2 separate regions of the Homo sapiens genome follow, and region 2 is linked to region 1. The links are chromatin loops, found by intact Hi-C in ENCODE. Cell type or tissue: mammary epithelial cell. All regions are shown on one strand.

Region 1 (5,000 bases):
TAAGTATAATCCAAATATTCCAAAATCTGAAAAAATCCAAAATCTGAAACACTCTGGTCCAAGCATTTAAGTAAGGGATACTTAACCTATACGTGGCTGCCAAGAGTGGGTTTGGGCCCAGTGGAAAACATTTTTAAAGTCCTTTCAGCAAAAGCAGACCTGATAGAAATCTTTGTATGAGATATAGACACCCTTCTTGAAAGCAGCCCTCTGTAACTGGATCCTCCCAACCCCCTCAGCCTTGGCCATGTAGAAACAGGAAGTAGGAGTTATTACTAAATGGTTAGATAACTAGTTTTTAGAATTTCCCTGTTCAAGTTTGAAAACTTGAAATTGCTATAATAATTGAATTAAATTTTCACGGGGTATACTGCATAAGAAAAATAGTTAAGTTTACATATACAGTTGTCCCTTGATATCCATAAGGGATTGATTCCAGGACCCCTGGTGGAAACTAAAATGTACAGATGCTCAAGTCCCTAATATAAAATGGTGTAGTGTTGACATATAACCCATGCACATCCTTCTGTATACTTCAAATCATCTCTAGAATAATTATAATACCTAATACAAAGTAAATAGTGTTTGCACTGTGTTTAGAAATAATGACCAGGAAAAAAAGTTTGTACATGTTCAGTACAGATGCGATTTTTTTTTCTTTGAATATTTTTCTTCTGTGGTAGGTTGAATCCACGGATTTGGAACCATGGATAGAAAGGGCCAACTATATTTTCTAATCGTTTGTGTTGACTTTGCTCCTATGGAATGTACGTTAAGAACTTTGTCATGTTCACAGACACTCCCAAAATACTTCTTTTAGGTCCTGACAACTCTGTATATGATCTTCAGTGCCCTTTACCTGGCCGAAGTATCCTCCCAGGTAACATTCTTTGAACTCACCCAAGCAGTCACCAGCTCTTATGCCAATCTCGCTTGACATTGGTTCCCATAACATAAGTGACAATCTTATGTGTAGGCTCCCTCCTCTCATTGTAGTATGCATCTTCCCGCTCAGCTGCCTTTCATTTAATAGAAGCAGAGCTGGAGAAGTCATTTTTTAACCAAGCTTAAACTAACAAAACAAAGGTAGAGACATACCCTACTGTAGTATAATAAGAAATGTATTTGGTCTTTGGCCCTGGTTCCAGGCACAGAGGTCTTAAAACCCTTGTCATTTCCTAAGGTGGATAGTGTCAGAATTGAATTATAGGACACCCAGTTGGTGTTCATTAGAAAATTGCTTGGTGTGTGGCAAACAAAACAAAACAAAACCCTACACATCTGGTCACAGAAGTGTTCAGTGTGAGAGCAGAGTAGGAGAAAACAGTTTGTTGCCTTCACCTAAAACCAGAAATGACAGGATTCCTAAGCACGAAATATTTTGAAGACCATTTGGCATACCCTTCAACTCTGGAATTCTGGCTCTGGCCTTGTCCTGGAGAAATTGGCACTGTTCCCCTGTCAGTCATTAAGCTTTTTCTTTTCTGAATGGAACATCACCCAAACTCTGTTCTAGGTAATGGTTTTATGTATTACTTGAAAAAGGTTTCTATTGACAAGTAAGTTTCAACACTGAGTTTCTATATTTCAGGAATTTGCAGAGCAGTGATGTCCCAAAGAATTCTTTGTGATGATGAAAAGGTTCTATATTTGGCTATTGAGCACTTGAAATGAGGCTAGTGCAACTGAAGAAGAGCATTTTAAAAAATTGTTTTTAATTTTAATTAATTTAAATAGCCACATGTGACTAGCTGCTTACCATATCAGATAACCATAGCCTTAGTGCCTTTATCATTCAAAAGTACATTGTGAACTTGGAAGATTCAAATAAACATACTGTGGTTACCAAGCATATTTGGCCATAGAACATTTAGAAATAATTCTGTTACATGACTAGTATTTTGAAGAATGCATTTCAAATACTACGACAGAAAAGAAATGTAATTGCCTTCCTTCTTCCTACCACACTGTAGGCTTGGCTGAGAATACATGATTCAGGATCTTGGTATGATCCTGGAGTTGGTGTAATGCAAGAGAGTGACCCTGGAATACAGTGAGAGTCATATAAGTTGCAATTGAAAAATTAAATTCCTTTTTGTGTATGCCTTGGGTTGTAAACCCCTAAAATGTAGGGTAGTTGTTTTTTATTGTTGTTGTCTTGGTTTTGGTTTTGATAGTTAGGATACTGAGCATTCTTGATATCACATTTCCAATTTTAAACATTCTTACAATTATGTGTAAATGCGGAGAACTTAGACATTAGTCAGAATTTGGTACAATATACAGTAGCCAATTATCACAGGAACTGAAAACATTGGCAGATAAGGCTGTGGTCTAGGAGATAAAATGCAGCCCACACTAGCGAGCATCAGTATTCAAGCCAACTCTTAAATTAACCAAATGCAGCCTAACACCTTCATATCACACATTTCTTTTTTCCTCTCACTGTTATCACTGAAATCATAAGTTAGATGCACAGGAAATAATTCTTTCACTGAATAATGAAAACGTTGGGATACAGAATACCAACGAAGGAAATGAACAAATGCTGCTCTCACCAGGCCTCATGTCTGCAGCACTGGGACTCAGCACGCCCTCTTCAAAGGGGATGTCCATTCCTACATCCTCTGACAGTAGTCTGCAAAAAAAGCAAAGCAAAGCGCGTCAACAACAACTGTGTAAGACTTCATTTCTTTTGAAAAGGAAACCCACAGAGTCCAGGATAACATTTTCAACTCACTTAAAATAAACCATGTATGGGGACTGAATCCACTGTAAGTGGTCCCAAATTAAAGACTTTCTGCAGTTATGGTAAATGAGAAAAATGGACACCAATTTCACTTGCTTACATCAAGTCACTTCTGCTAGCTCACTTAATAAACACACACCAAGTGGGAAACTCAGAAATAGGAAATGCAAACAACTAATAAAATATACTTCGGGGACATTTAATATATATATATTTTTAACAACAGGGTCAATATATGTGCTTTGTACACATCTCTTACTCTGTAAATTTGAGTATTTTAATTAAATTCCCATGGACAGAGGGAGAGCATATTCTGTTGATCTCAGTTTTCATTTGTAAACTAGGGATATACACCTACTTCACCACGTTGTTTAAAGATTAAGCTACAAAAGTAAAGTGCCTAACACTCCTGAGCAGGCATAGACTGATGTTATTTTTCTTCCTTTTTTGAATATTTAAAGAGTCACTGTGAATATATGTTGGTGAAGATGGCTCTGGTCATGACTTCCCACCTCTTGTTTCTAATCAGTGCTGAGCCCACAACCATCTGTATTAGCACATTTGGTAAGAAGTGTAGGGAAACAGGAAATACCAAAGGCAATTGTGACGAATCTATATGTTCTTCTAAGAAGCTGACCACTGTTCACGATAAATTTCTCTTGATTTATTTTCATCCCTGGACCTTTGTTCAGTAAGACCCCATTTACCATAATATATATTTCTTCTCTGTGAGTTTCACGTAATTTCATTCACCTAGGGTGAGTCCTTATGATGTGGGCACTAACCTAATTTTAAACATGATAAACCTTTATGTTAAAGTTCTTAATTTAGTCCCCTTCTGCCTCTCTTACTGTACTTTGCACTATGTAACGCTGGATCTACCAAACCTTTGGAGTTTAATCTGCTTCTCCAGGATGCAAGTCAAATCCCCTACTGTCAATAAAGCACTATGATGAAAGAAAATAATCTGCACCCTTAGCGATTACTGCATTTGCTTCATTTATTCAACAAATATCTATTAAGTGTCTACTATGTGCCGAGGATATAGAGGAACAAAACAGACCCGTCTCATTCTCGTGGTGGAGTTGGGATGATGGAGCTAATACAATGACCCCTACCTTCAAAAACTCAGTGCTGCTCCCCTGGATAGAGGTAAGTGCCTGTGTACTTACCTACCAACTCCTGAGACCCCTTCAAAAGCTCAGCATCAGGGAGTTTCTTTGTCCACATTCTTCCTGTGGCTTTGACCCTGTGTGTTCTCTAAAACTAGACCTGTGCCCTGGTAGCAAAGGGGCATGCAAGAGGTTGGCATGTAAGACAGACAATAATGTATCAGCAGGAACAAGACAACCTGTGCCAAACAGAGATACACTATGATAGGTGGAATCAAACCACGTTATTCAGCAACAAAGATTGGGGAGGTATGCAAAGAGAAGATCTGCACCAGGCCCCAGTTTTGAAAGTCCTAGGACCTAGAGGGACAGATGTCTGGGTATCCCATGATCCTGCAGTTTTTGGAATTCCTTACAATGATCTTTGTCATTTTGTGTGTTCTCCTTGACATCAAACTTCTCGTACCTGTCAAGTAGCAAAATGCTGCTATTAAGAGCCACTGGGTTTAAATCTTAGTTCTACCACTTACTATGTTGGATTGAATTATTGAGCCTGAAATATTCTAAAGGCACATGTACATTATTTTTCTAGTTATCTGCCTAAGAGTCAACCTTGAACAAAAATAAAGATATCAGATTTCTATCTGCCTGACAGAGCACACAGGATGTGGGCCTTGGCATCAAAATAAATATGATGGTTTTAAAATAGATAGGATCAGCTTAAGTTTAATAGATTTTTTTAAACAATTGTGAATTATGGGCAACATCATGGAATAATTGCAGGAGTCCTGCCTGGATATGAGGTTTTAGTTCTGAGTTATAGTTCTGCTGCCAGTATCAACAAGCTGATTAACTCTGAGAAGATTAGTTGGCCATTTCTGTGATTTTAAAAGGGGATAATACCCAACATCACAGTGACTGTGGAGAATAAATACAATCCAAATAAAAGTACTCTGTAAGTCATAAAGCACTGTCTGAGTTTAAGGTATTACATACCCTCCACTTAAAACATAGTACAGGAGCAGTGGTTTAATTAAAGTATGTGTCATGGTTGGACAAATCATAATTAAGGTCACTATAATTTGGGCATTAGTCCAGGTAAAAGATAATCTTATTACTGCACAAATCTCCACAGAGCC
Region 2 (5,000 bases), 140 kb before region 1:
CAGCATAAGTTTAATAAAGCTGGTTCCCGTTATCACACATCAACACACATCCTGAATTATACCTAGCAAACTTTGCAGCTTCTACTTTGGAAAATCCTTCCACAGTCTATCCAGGTACTGAAGCTGCCAAACCGAGCAGTGTCCTTGAATGTTCCTGTCTCCTCACACCCACTTACTAAGGCCTCTCTCCTTCACAGTGACTCCGTTCACATGCTCCCGTCTTGTCATCAAGCCCTGTTCATCTCTCACCATCTCTCACCTGGACCATTGCCAGTTTCTGAGCTGCCTGCTCTTGAATACCAGCTTCCTGAAAATATCACCAAAACGATCTGGTCCTCAGACAAAGCAGAGTCTATTGCTCACTGCAGTAACAGAGAGCTCCGTCTTCAGAGTCTTGGTAACATTTCGCTGAGAGGACAACCCAATCACACTGTTTAGGAGATTTTGGATTCTGACTAAGGTGAGTCTGACAATGTGGGGTCTTGGCAAATAATCATGATGAAATAGTTTAAGATGAGAAGACACAGCAAAGTAAGGATTTTGAGGCAAAGGGTTCAAACAATCTTAGAGTATAAACTGCTTTTTATTGATGTAACTCTGAAGATGTTCCTGGAGTAAAAAAAGGAAGTTATTTGCAAATTTTACCTCCAGGGTGAGAGCTTCTGGAATAAGAAATTTCTGCTGATGAAGATCGTAAACTGTGTGGGTGTAGCTGGTTTTGCCTGTCACCTCCATGCCTCCTATCTCAAACTCTTCCACTTCGTTAGCAACAGCAACAATAATAACAATAGTTACAATATGAGTAGCAGCAAATATTTAGCTCTCATTAAATGCCAAGCACTGTCCTAAGCATTTTACAAATACTGTCTCATTAAAGTTCGCCATAATCCTATGGTATTGGCACTATTTTTGTCCACATTATACAAATGTAAACACTGAAGCAGCTTAGAGAGGACAAGTTATTTGACCAAGTCACACAGTACCTTCCCACTGTCAGAGTTCTATCAGAAATGAAAATTTGATAATTGCACACTCTTGCATAAACTTTTTCAAAGATTCCCTGTTGCCTAAAACATAAAAATCTTGATTTCTTCAAATGGTACACAGAACACTCCATGATCTGGCCTCAGTCCCACCTCTCCAGTCTTCTTTATTGTATAGGTTGCTCTACCCATTCCTGGACCACACATGATGCTGTTTCACGTCTTCATGAATCGTGCTCATTTGGAGTTTTTACTCCTGGTATCTACTCATCATCCATCTAATAAAACAGTAGCCTGGGGAAACAGTCTCTTCCCTCACTTTCAGCCTGTTTGCATTGTCCCCACTTAATGTGAACTGAGAGTAAGAAGGTGCTGGGATTGTTGCACTCTCTTACAGGAAGCAGGAGAATTAACCAACACTGAGGAGAAATGGGGAGATACAAACTATCTCATGAGGCTGTCCTGCAAGCCCTGGAGCAAGCTGAGCCCAAGCCTGTTCATTTATATCATCCAATACATTTGATTGTTTAAGGGAGAGTGATTTTTTTTTTAAGCATTTCCATCGGAAAAGGTCTTCATTCACACTGCAGTCTGTTAGAACATATTTCTTCAGGCTTTCAGACTAGAACACCCTCACCTTTCAACATTCAGCTCAGATATCACCACCTCCATGAGGTTTTTTTGTTTTTGTTTTTGTTTTTGAGACAGTCTCGCTCCATCACCTAGGCTGGAGTGCAGTGGTGCAATCTTGGCTCACTGGAACTTCTGCCTCCAGAGTTCAAGAGATTCTCCTGCCTCAGCCTCCTGAGTAGCTGGGATTACAGGCGCCCACCATCACGCCTGTATAATTTTTGTATTTTCAGCAGAGACAGGGTTTCACCATGTTGGGCAGGCTGGTCTCGAACTCCTGACCTCAAGTGATCCACCCGCCTCGGCCTCCCAAAGTGCTGGGATTATAGGTGTGAGCCACTGCGCCTAGCCTATGAGATCTTTTCTGACCATCTGTGTCCCCCACGGCCTTACATAAATGTCCACTCTTTTCTCTGGCTTCCACAGTATCCTAGACAGAATTAATCACCATCATCTAAAATAGGCCATTGAACTTACTTGTGCACATATGTGTGATTTTTTTTTAAATCAACTTTATTTTTTAGAGCAGTTTTAAGTTCACAGCAAAATTAAGTGAAAAGTACAGAGAATTTCCATATTCCCATATACCCTCTACCTTTCCTGTCCCCAATTAATATTGGGGGATAATAGAAATATCCCCAATTACCTCCCCACTTTTATTTATTTATTGAGATGGAGTCTTGCTCTGTCACCCAGGCTGGAGTGCAGTGGCGCCATCTCAGCTCACTGCAACCCCTGTCTCCTGGGTTCAAGTGGTTCTCCTGCCTCAGGCATGCGCCACAACGCCTGGGTAATTTTTGTGTCTTTAGTATAGATGGGGTTTCACCGTGTTGGCCAGGCTGGTCTTGAACTCCTTACCTCAGGTGATCTGCCCACCTCAGCCTCTCAATGTGCTGGGATTACAGGCGTGAGCCACCGCGCCCAGCCATTGCTGCTACTTTTAATGGCAAAACCCACAATTACTTTTGCACCAACCTAATAAATCGATAAAGTCAATTAATTTGCTTAATTTTGATTAACCACTCTTAAGGGAAAAAAATAATTTTAGATATTTTTTCCTCAAATAGAAACCATAAACAATCGAGGGGGAAAATACGGACTTACTGATAACCTTTTATAATTTGGCTGAATTCAGCTTGTCTTTATTCTCCCTGTGAAATAAAACCTTACTGAAAACTAAACACCGCACCTGAATTAAAGTGTCCTGTCAGGTTTTTTTCCTGCCCACAAATATTTCTGTTCAGGAAATTTGATCTTTAGGAATCTAATGTCCTTTCCTCACTGCCTAAGCATGCAACTGAAATAACAGGGTGGGTGGACTGATCCCTCATGTGTGGTTACAGAGCTGCGGGCTCAGGCAGGTCGAAGTTCCTTCTGTTCACCAGGAGAAGAGAAGAAAGAACGAGGAGCCGGAGACAGTGCACTTTTGTGGGTCTCCAGCTGCATTCTTTCCCAAGCCATTTCTAGAAACTGCATGAGGGAGGTCAGGGTACACCTGTTTCCTAGGAAGCTGGACTCCACTTCGCATGAAGTGCAAACAAGGAAATAGGGATGGAGAGTGAAAACAGGGAAGAGTATGAGTGCAAAAGCTTGAAAAAAAATAGTATGCATTTTTGACTTAGGAGGGCAACAATAAACCAGTGGGACAAGAGAGAGGAAAGCCTTCCCCAGGAATCTTTCCTCATAACTTTGCGTGGTAGGTGGGCTGTGGGGACAGACATGATTCAGTACTGCTGTGTCACTTAACAGTTGAATCTGCCCTGGAGTGCAATGTCAGACGATGAGAAATTGCCTACTCTAATTTTTATAGCCATTTAAGAATGTTTCCCTCTACCTGGGCACTATTGACATTTTGGGCTAGATAATTCTTTGTTGTGGGGGTGGAGGCTGTCCTGTGCATTATGAATGTTTGGCAGCAGCCCTGGTCTCTACCTGTTAGATGCCAGTGGCAACCCCAACCCAACCCCAAGGCATCATCTTGTGATAAAGATGCCTCCAGACATTGTGAGATGTCTCTTGGAAGGTAAAATCGTCCCTGCTTGAGAACCCCTGATTTATAGGAATAATTTCGTTTCCATCGCAGTGCCTGTCTTATATTGGGCAGAGTGTTTACTATGTGAAAGTTACTGACTAGGTACAGGTTTACCTTGGTGAACCAAATATTCATGATTGCTGCTCGTATGGGACTTAAATCTGATGAGTGAAAAGATGGATGGGTGAATGTAGGATGTCTCAAAAAGCAGATGTGATTTCTCTTAGGAATCAACCAGTGTTAAAAAGAAAAAATGTCACCCAGCCTACTTCCTTTCTACTCAATCACAGGGGGTTAAAAAGAATCCTTGTGTGAGGCAGGCCAAGGAGTCCCCCATCAGATAACTCAGGAAAAAAAAGCAATAATGTTGGCTGGGCATGGTGGCTCACACCTGTAATCCCAGCACTTTGGGAGGCTGAGGCAGGCAGATCATGAGGTCAGGAGTTCGACACCAGCCTGACCAACATGGTGAAACCCCATCTCTACTAAAAATACAAAAATTAGCCTGTTGTGGTGGTGCGTGCCTGTAATCCCAGCTACTCAGGAGGCTGAGGCAGGAGAATTGCTTGAGCCTGGGAGGCGGAGGTTGCAGTGAGCCGAGATCATGCCACTGCACTCCAGCCTGGGTGACAGAGTGAGACTCCGTCTCAAAAAAAAAAAAAAAAGGACAATGATACCTATGGACTATATGACAGGCTTTTGGAAATATAAGGAAACTAGATACAGTGTATTACAAATAATTTTCAAATACTAGACTGCTTCAAAATCAAATAAAAGGGTTGGTAAAAACAGATGTCTGGGCTCTACCTTATGTTTTAAAATCTATGAGGGTGAACCAGGTATGATTAATTCTTTTTTAAAAAAGATATATACATGTACACATATATTTAATTGAGACAGGTTCTCACTATGTTGTCCAGACTGGTCTCGAACTCCTGGGCTCATGCAGTCCTCCAACCTCAGCCTCCCAAGTGCTGAGATTACAGGCATGAGCCACCACACAGCCAGCCAGGTATGATCACTTCTTATTATTCATGGTAGTTATGTTCTATAAACTCATAGCAAACACTAAATTAGTGAATATTGGACTATTGCTGCAAGGGGAAATATAAGATGAGGCTCCTGAGAACCTCTGGTCACTACATTTTTGTCAATTGATATGCCATTTGCGTTCTATAGGTTCATTTTCCAACTTCCTTGTAAAACAAGCCAGTCTCACCAGGGTTGAAAATCGTCTCTTCCAGTAACCCTTTTCCCATAGAACACTTAGCAAATATTTAAAAAACTGTTCCACAGCATTCTGATCTGCAGAACCTACCCCTCCCACAGGTTTAACATTTTTCCATGCCTCATCG

The links. A loop is a pair of places that touch in the nucleus more often than their neighbours do. Peaks named below come from ENCODE experiments on the same cell type or tissue, not always from the same donor. Only the 100,000 strongest peaks of a DNase experiment are listed, where the experiment ranks them.
Region 2: it touches region 1 in a loop (7-fold over the local background); 2 of 110 quality-filtered maps call a loop at or near these places.

Annotation. Positions count from the first base shown.
Region 1 is chr9:76,652,865-76,657,864 of GRCh38, forward strand. PRUNE2 (prune homolog 2 with BCH domain) reads right to left here. Exons shown (of 19, transcript NM_015225.3): 10 at 2,559-2,638. It overlaps LOC105376095 (a long non-coding RNA gene), which reads left to right. Exons shown (of 12, transcript XR_007061586.1): 11 at 821-3,901. Among named protein-coding and RNA genes, the nearest start is that of PCA3, 110 kb to the right of the region's middle. In mammary epithelial cell, no CTCF peak of the experiment used is centred here; a DNase peak (open chromatin) is centred at 1,937; H3K27ac peaks cover 2,860 bases.
Region 2 is chr9:76,516,317-76,521,316 of GRCh38, forward strand. LOC124902184 (a long non-coding RNA gene) reads left to right here. Exons shown (of 2, transcript XR_007061585.1): 2 at 198-892. Among named protein-coding and RNA genes, the nearest start is that of GCNT1, 60 kb to the left of the region's middle. In mammary epithelial cell, no CTCF peak of the experiment used is centred here; a DNase peak (open chromatin) is centred at 2,915; H3K27ac peaks cover 1,347 bases.